Linked DNA regions of Homo sapiens: region 2 is linked to region 1. The links are chromatin loops, found by intact Hi-C in ENCODE. Cell type or tissue: CD14-positive monocyte. All regions are shown on one strand. Links, peaks and the distances in the headings refer to the core of each region. The heading gives the core; the rest is flanking DNA.

Region 1 (4,386 bases), core at 231-4,230:
CAGAATGGTGGGGAGGCAAGGATGGGCGGGAGTCGGCCTTGATCCCCTTCCAGGCCCAGCCACCTGCCTGCTTCATCCAGGTTGAAAAGGCAGGAATTCTATCCAGATTAATTTCTGGCACTCAGTCAAAGAGGGCTTTGTGACCTCTTAAGAGGGGATCAAAGGGATTCAGTGGAGAACTGTGAAAGGAGGGGCTTTCCCCAGAGGCAGGGGGCCCAGCCCACTCCAAGACTGCAGGAGGGGCCCTCAGTGGGAGGTGCAGCTGGTGAGTCCAGCCTGGCAGCCTCTTTGTGCACGTGTTCAATCCAAATGGGAAACCTTTTGGGGCCAGGCTGCCAGTCCCCCGCGAGGGCCACAGTCTCCAGCATCTCCCAGCCACAGCCCAAGCCCCACAGTGGGTCATCAGGGACCCCATAACTAGTAACCAGGGCTGCTTCAGGGATTGAAACTAACAAGTGGCAGAGGGCCGGGAGCATTGGGAAAGAGAGCTCATGTCTCGCAGGCTTTCGTTACAGTAGAGGGAGAGAAAAACAATTACTAGGCACCTACTAGGGTCGGGAGCTCTGCTGGGGACTTCTCAAAATTTGGTTAGGCCTGTCTTGAAGCAGGAGCTGAGGAAGCAGAGAGGCACGTCCAGGATCACACAGCTAGAGACAGGCAGGGCTGTGAATTGAACCCAGGGGACAGGAGGAGGATGGGCCTTTTGGCCTCTTCCGTTGGAGCCCACAGAGCTGCCACTTTGCCCAGCTGGAGCTATCTTTGGAAGAGACACAGGACGTTTTCGAAATAAACTTCTCATTGAAGGATAAAATACATCTAGAAAAGGGTACAAATCAAAAAGAGTTACCATTCACCTGGGCCCCTCCTCCCCACCATGGGCAGCCACTGCTATCCTGACTTCTAGCAGCACAGGTGAGCTTTGCATATACTTGAACTTTATCTAAATGGACTCAGACACCCTGAACTCTTTTGAGACTGGCTTCTTATGATTTGTCTGTGTTGTGTGTAGCAGCAGTTTGTCTATTCACTTTGCTGGGTGGTGTTCTGTTGTCTGGTTAGACTCTGTTAACTTGTTCATTCTGTGGATAGGTCTTTCCAGTTTGGGGCTGTTACGAATAGACCATTGTAAACACTCTAGTGTACATCTTTTGGTGAATGTGTGTCCACAGTCCTGTTGCGTATATGCCTGGGAGCTGAATTATCATTCGTTGATGCTGCCCTGCAGTTTTGCAAAGTGGTTGCACCAGTGTATACTTGCACCAGCAGTGTGCAAGAGCCCTAAGACACAGAGCATTTAAAAACTGGCACTTACGAAGCTTTTTAAAATACCGAAAAGGACAAAGAGAACTAAGAAAATTCCCACTATCCCTAAATCTCTCTTAACTTCTTTTAAATTGTAAAAAAATCAAGCTATTACCTACATGTGACAAAATGTGCATGCCCTAACTGTTGAGTGTGAGGGAGTTCTGACTGCTGTACTCACCTGAGTAACCACCACCTGGATCTCCGTCACCCAGAAGATCTCCTCGCGCCCCTTTCCAGCCAGTTCCTTGTCCTGCCAGATATCCCCTGCGAACATTTAACAAAAATAAAATGCACGTACATAGGTGGTAGTCCTAAAAAGTATAGAAAGGTATAAAATGAAAAGTTGGCCTCTACTCCTTCAAGTCCATTTTCCCCTAGGCAGTCACTGTTAGCAGCTGCACGGGGCTTCTCAGAAAGTGCTTATGAATATTCCTTTGTAAACACCACGCAGACTTTATCATCCACGCGGTTCCGTTCCATGCTCCTTAATATATGTCGCAGCAGTGTCTGCAGTAGCACACAAATCCACACCATTTTCTTTTCTAGTTTCATAGTCTTCCCTTCAGGCAGAGTTTAAGGTGGATGGAACTTTAGATCCTTTAGGAAAATGCTGTCATCCACATAGGGAGACTGAGTTTCTGACAGGAAGGAGAGGTTTATTGAGCATCTACTATCCACAGGCCAGAGGCAGTACAAGGCGGTTTGCTGCCCAGGCCTCGCAGCCCCCCAACACGGAAGCCTGTAAGCACACTCCAGGGACCAGGGTGGAGTGAGCTGCCCCTGGCTACAGAGCTGGGAGGTGGAGGTCCTAGGTTTGCACCATGTGCCTGGGTCACCGAGCCTTCCCTTGCACTCCCCTGTCCCTGGCCAGGGCTTCCTCAACTCTACATAAGGGCCAGCCTTGGGCTTTGGGACATTCAAGACACCCCCACCCCCACCTTCTGGGTAAAGGTCTTTCCTGAGCCTCAGAAATGACGCATTACAGTGGCTTCCCAAACTGCGAAGGAAGAAGTGGCGTTTGTGGGTTGTCATCGTTTCTTTGGGCAAGGAAGGGGGGACCCGAGCGTTCGTGTGTCATCCAGCGCAGGCTTTGATGAGGCTGATGAGTCATGGAGCCATACAAGGAAGTTTTTCATGTAAACGGTTTGTGGGTGAACTTGTTTTTTGCCCTTTAAGGCAGAATTTTGTTTTTCTTTTTCTCGCCCTTTAAAGACAAGTTTTTAAAACGTAAATGAGAGGCAGCGTCTTGATGAGCAAGATCTTTTGTTCTGCAGGCGTCTGCAGTGTGTCTCTTTCACAGCCAGTGGTGGGCAGTGGAGGCCCCTGAGCTGGGTTGCTGATCTGCACTTGGGGCACACCTTGGCCAGGTGTCCAGCCTGGAAGAGGGAGGTGGCCTGCCATTCTTTTGTTGGCCTCCAGGGCTCCCACCTGCTGGCCTGTTGGCTCGGAGATGAGGCCAAACAGAGACTTTAAAAAGAGCAGTGCTTGTCCCCACAGAGGAATTAGGCCCTTGCTTCACCGAGGGATCATCAGAAAATACCCAGCGGGACAGCCGGCTAACTCTGGAAGGGAAGGTGTTTGGGAGAGAGGATAATTGACCGGGAGATGATGCAGAACGACTAGGGCCCTGAGGGCTGTTGCCCACATTCTGCTCGCCGGAGCACCCTGGTGCACTTTCAGAACCAACAGACTGTTTTGCAGAAAGCCTTGAGAGGGACAGAGACCCCCTTTCAGAGAAACTGAGGCCACTCCTAATGGAGCTTGCTGGCACGTGGCAGCAGAAGGCCAGGGTGGTTTGTTTCCAGCGGGGGCTGGCACATGCTTGGACCATTCCCTTTGGAAAACTGGGCTGAACCTGACCTCTGTCCAGGAGTACAAGGACCTTAGAAAGCACACCCCAGAGGTCGGGGCCAGCCTGACACCGGCTGGAGGCAGGAACAGACTCAGGCAGACCATTCATCATGTCTGTTGACTTTTGAGACTTTTGTTAAAGTCTGCAACCAATCTTCCATCCAAGAGGGTCCTTATCATCCCAGGCCTCCTGGCACTGCAGACCCAGGGATTTTGAACCGGTAGCTCAGTGGTTTTCAGAGTGAAGTCCCAAGACTAGCAGTATCTGCATCACCTGGGAACTCTCTAGAAATGCCAGTCTTCAGTTTCACAAACTCTGAGGTGGCAGGATGAGAGCAGCAAACTATTTTAACATACCCTCCGGGTGACTGTGATGCACCCCAGCGTTTGAGAACCACTGCAGTAGTGTGAAGAAAGGGGAAAGAACAATAAACATCTATTGAGTGCCTACTGTTTTCCATCTACTTTATTTTCATTATTTTCTTTAGGCTGCACAGTGTCCCTGGGTTTTATATCTCCATTGTATGAACACGAGTCTGACTCTCAGATTAACCTTCTCATGCATCCAAGCTGGAATTCAAACCCAGAGTCTGCTGCCTCCTTCTGTAACCATTTCACCTTCTTACTGGGTTTCTCATAGCCTGAGATCAAGCATGGATGACTAAACGTGTCCATAGCTTTCGGGTTACTCTGCCAGAATCCCCTCTGTTTGTGCAGGTCACTTAGAATTCACTGTGGTGAACACCATTGAACTCACTCCTAGGACGCTGAGCTTCTCTGGGTGAGTAGAGTCTGCCGCACGAGTGTCTGAGGAGCCGCCTCCCCAGGGAGGGCAGGAGTGCGCCTTCTCCTATATTCAAGCATGACAGCATTACCTGGCTTGAAACTCACATTAGAGACTTACTGAACATTAATTTATTAAAGAACAGGATCCTTCTCCAGGATTCTCATAAGTTAAAGCCCTTTGTAGTAGGCGCCGGTGACTCCCACCCAGAGGATGCAGCTGGGAAGGATGGAGGCTTCCAAACAAAGCCATGAACAGATCAGATGTCCTTTGAAGTGCTGCAAGCACTAGATAAAGTTCTTAGTGAAATAAACAACAGAGGCCCCTGTTGAGATGCTACCGTCTTGAGGCCTGGCAAGGGAAATCCTTATTTGGGATAGAGAGAGTTCCCTTTATCAGGCCCAAAGGAAACAGAGCCTGTGGTGTCCCTCACTGTATTTCGGAAG
Region 2 (4,386 bases), core at 152-4,151, 200 kb before region 1:
GCGATCTCAGCTCACTGCAAACACCGCCTCCCCGGTTCACGCTATTCTCCTGCCTCAGCCTCCCGAGTAGCTGGGACTACAGGCGCCTGCCACCACGCCCGGCTAATTTTTGTATTTTTAGTAGAGACGGGGTTTCACCGTGTTAGCCAGGATGGTCTCCATCTCCTGATCTCGTGATCCGCCCGCCTCAGCCTCCCAAAGTGCTGGGATTACAGGCGTGAGCCACCGCATCCGGCCAGGAATATTTATTAATCCTGTTCAGGCTCCAGGACAACAGGCCCAAGAAAGCAGACAAGATGGCCGCCTTCCTGAAGGTTACAGTCAAGAGGAGAAGCAGGTGTTTAATAAAGTCAAGTCCCATCACCAACCCTTGACTCTACATCAATTATTAGCGCTGTGACCTTGGGCAAGGCAGTTCTCCTTCCTGAGTTTGCTTCCTTCTCTGTAAAAATGGAGACCATGGTGCTCACCTGCCAGAGTTGCCGGAGGATTAATGAGGCTCTTCTAAGTGGTGCAGTGAGAGTGCTTAGCTCAGAACAGGCGCTCCGTATGTGTTACTTCCTTTTCGTAGCTCTACATCAGAAATTTATGCTCAAGGACACACTAGCGTCATTGGTGGTGCACAAGGGTAGACTCATGCAGTATGTACATTTTCTAGCCATTTAAAGTCCTTTTATATGCATAGATCTAGAAGGATCTCCATCAAGATGTTAAGAGGAGGTGATGGGATGACAGGCAGGAATTTTTTTTTTTTTTAATCTACATTCAGGGATGTGGTGACAGAGGGAATCTTGGGTAAATTACTCGACACCTCTAGACCTCATTTCAGTGTCCTCGGCTGCAAAATAATAGCGCCTACCTCATAGTTTTTTTTTGTTTTGTTTTGTTTTGTTTTGTTTTGTTTTTTGAGAGAGGGTCTCATTCTGTCACTGGAGCATAGTGGCATGATCACAGCTTGATTACAACTCGCTGCAGCCTCTATCTTCCAGGCTCAAGTGATCCCCCCACCTCGGCCCCTCAAGCAGCTGGGGTTCCAGGCACACGCCACCATGCCCCGCTAATTTTTGTGTTTTTTGTAGAGAGAGGGTTTCGCCATGTTGCCCAGGTTTTAATTTTTTATTATCAGAATTTTCAGCTGTTGACAAAAGAAGAAGGAATAGTTAATGAACCTCCATTATCCAGCACCCATCTTCAACAATTATCAGTGAATTGCCAATCTTGTTTCATCTCTACCTCCCCAGCCTCATCCCTACTGGTTATTTTCAAGCAAATCCCAAGCCTGGAGACTCTGTTAAAAATTAAAAAATTTCTATGATATCATTAATACACGTACGTATAATTTTTCTAAGCAATTTCCTAATAACATCTAATATCTAATCACTGTTCATTCATCCTCCATTATCCCATAAATGTCTTTTTACATGTGATTTGTTTCAATCAAGATCCACAAAGCCCTCACATTATGTTCGGCTGATAGATCCTCCTCCAAACCCCAGCATTTTATTAGGTCAATTTTCAATCTACAGCAAACGGGAATGAATTCTACAGCGAGCACCTGAATAAGCCCCTAGACGCAGCTATTAACCCATTACTGCAGCTGTTCTGTCCTCCATCCATCTGCCTGTTTCTCTACAGTCCATAATCCTTTTAAGTCTCTTTTCATCCAAAATACTATCCCCCTTTCACATTTTTTTCTTGCCATTTATTTGTTGAAGACACTATGTCATTGCCCTATAGAATTTCTCTTATTTTGAGGACCAAATAAGCTAAGTACATAGTGTTTAGACTATAGTATGTACCTAATTAATATTCTTGAACTGATTATTATTGGCTTTTTAATTTATCTGTATCTTCTTATTTTTCCAAGTAAAAAAGTCTCTCTTTTTTCTCGTTGAGATGGAGTCTTGCTCTGTTGCCCAGGCTGGAGTGCAGTTGCACCATCTCGGCTCACTGCAATCTCTGACTCCTGGGTTCAAGCAATTCCCCTGCCTCAGCCTCCTGAGTAGCTGGGATTACAGGCGCCCACCACCATGCCTGGATAATTTTTGTATTTTCAGTAGAGACAGGGTTTCTCCATGTTGTCCATGCTGGTCTTGAACTCTTGACCTCAAGTGATCCGCCTGCCTCGGCTCCCCAAAGTGCTGGGGTTACAGGCGTGAGAGCCTGGCCAAAAATATATCATTTTTGAAAAAAAAAATTTTTTTAAAGAGTTCCTAGACTTGTTATGGCCACATTGTTTTGTGGCCACCAGGGGGTTTGTCTGCACTCTTTGCTGGGCTTGCCCCAGGCAATTGGCCAATGGGAAGATTTGCCAGCATCGGGCAGCTGAAGGTGGTGGAGCAAGGGGGAAGGGAGTGCGAACCTGAGCCAGAGGGGCTCCAGGGAAATGGCTGCAGTGGAACCAGGGCAAGGGACAAGGCTCAGAGCCTTCTCTAGGGCTGAGGATGGTGACACCAGGAGGGAGGCCCAGAGAAAGCACCAGGAAAGGTGTGGAAAGTTGCAGAACTCCCAAGAGCTGGTGGAAGCAACAGCACACATCATCAGGGAGCAAGGCAGAGTGCGCAGCAGGGTTTCAAGGGGCTGGGGCAGATGGAACAGGAGGAAAATGAACCTCCCCAGGGACTTGTCACCACTAACTTAGATGATAAGCAGGCAGGTGAGAAATACACAGGCCTTTGGCAGGCTCCATCAGAGGCCAGAGGAAAAAAGGAGGAGATCAGTTGGGGGAGGTCTGAGCTGGGGGGCCAGGAATGCCGAACCTGGTTTTGCCATCTGTCACCCGTGTGGTCTTGGGGAAGGCTTCTTCTTCCCTTCTTTGAGCCTTAGTTCTCCCTACCTGCAAAAGAGACAGGGTGGGGCTGGTCGTAATGGCTCACGCCTGTAATCTCAGCACTTTGGGAGGCTGAAGCTGGTGGATCACGAGGTCAATAGATAGAGACCATGGTGGCCAACATGGTGAAACCCTGTCTCTACTAAAAATACAAAAATTAGCTGGGCATGGTGGTAGGTGCCTATCGTCCGAGCTATTCGGGAGGCTGAGGCAGGAGAATCACTTGAACCCGGGAGGCAGAGGTTGCAACGAGCTGAGATTATGCCACTGCAGTCTGGCCTGGTGACAGAGTGAGACTCTGTCTGAAAAAAAAAAAAATAGGGGTACCCCAGAAGACCCCTATAGATTTAAAATTTTTTTTTTTTTAGCCCTGGCAAGAAAAATGTTCTAGCTTGCTGATCTCTTCCTGGGGATAAGTAAGAGTGACATGGCTGCTAGAATTAGTATGTATTGATGGCCCCTTTAGCACTTCTCCTTTCAAAGAGGTAAATACCAAGTACAGACTCAAAGCTGCGAGTTGCCTCCGTGCTCAGGCTGCGCATGGTGGCTCACACCTATAATTCCAGCACTTTGGGAGGCTGAGGCAGGAGGATCTCTCTTTTTTTTTTTTTTTGAGATGGAGTCTAACTCTGTCGCCCAGGCTGGGGTTCCATGGCGTGATCTCTGCTCACTGCAACCTCCACCTCCTGGGTTCAAGCAATTCTCTTGCCTCAGCCTTCCAAGTAGCTGGGATTACAGGCACCCGCCACCATGCCCGGCTAGTTTTTTTTGTATTTTTAGTAGAGACGGGGTTTCACCATGTTGACCAGGCTGGTCTTGAACTCCTGATCTTGAGAAATCCACCTGCCTCGGCCTCCCAAATTGCTGGGATTATAGGCATGAGCCACCGGGCCCAGCAAGGAGCATCTCTTGAGCCCAGGAGTTCAAGACCAGCCTGAGCAACACAGTGAAGCCCCATCTCTACTAAAAAACAAAAAAAAATGTGAGAGAAACAAAAAATATTTTGTTTGTTAAACAAAAAATGTTAGAGAAACAAAAAACGTTTTGTTTATTAAACAAACAAAAAATGTTAGCCCAGTCTGTGCTGCAAGCCTATAGTCTCAGCTACTTGGGAGGCTGAGGCAGGAGGATTGCTTGAGGTTGGAAGGTTGAGGCTGCAGTGAGCTATGATCACACCATTGCACTCCAGCCAGGGCAAAAGAGCGAGACCCTGTCTCAAAAAAAAAAAAACAAAAACAAAAAACAAACAAACAAAAAAAAACAAAGGCCGGGCATCGTGGCTCACGCCTGTAATCCTAGCACTTTGGGAGGCCGAGGCAGGTGGATCACTTGAGCTCAGGAGTTCGAGACCAGCCTGGCCAACATGGTGAAACCCAGTCTCTACTAAAAATACAAAAGTTAGCCGGGTGTGGTGGTGCACCCCTGTAATCCCAGCTACTCGGGAGGCTGAGGCAGGAGAATTGCTTGAACCCGGGAGGCAGAGGCTGCTGTGAGCCAAGATGGTGCCACTGTGCTCCAGCCTGGGCAACAGAGCAAGAATCTGTTTCAAAAAAAAA

The links. A loop is a pair of places that touch in the nucleus more often than their neighbours do. Peaks named below come from ENCODE experiments on the same cell type or tissue, not always from the same donor. Only the 100,000 strongest peaks of a DNase experiment are listed, where the experiment ranks them.
Region 2: a loop joins it to region 1, with 4 times the contacts of the local background. A loop is called at or near these places in 12 of 110 quality-filtered maps.

Annotation. Positions count from the first base shown.
Region 1 is chr16:81,630,641-81,635,026 of GRCh38, forward strand. All of the region lies in intron 3 of CMIP (c-Maf inducing protein), which reads left to right. LOC105371362 (a long non-coding RNA gene) reads right to left here. Exons shown (of 4, transcript XR_007065138.1): 2 at 1,484-1,569; 3 at 550-816. Among named protein-coding and RNA genes, the nearest start is that of MIR6504, 21 kb to the left of the region's middle. RefSeq lists enhancers at 2,581-3,420, 3,421-4,261. In CD14-positive monocyte, for the core only: no CTCF peak of the experiment used is centred there; a DNase peak (open chromatin) is centred at 2,291; H3K4me3 peaks cover 428 bases; H3K27ac peaks cover 3,665 bases.
Region 2 is chr16:81,426,881-81,431,266 of GRCh38, forward strand. No RefSeq gene overlaps it. Among named protein-coding and RNA genes, the nearest start is that of CMIP, 16 kb to the right of the region's middle. In CD14-positive monocyte, for the core only: CTCF peaks have their summits at 2,246 and 2,446; a DNase peak (open chromatin) is centred at 2,281.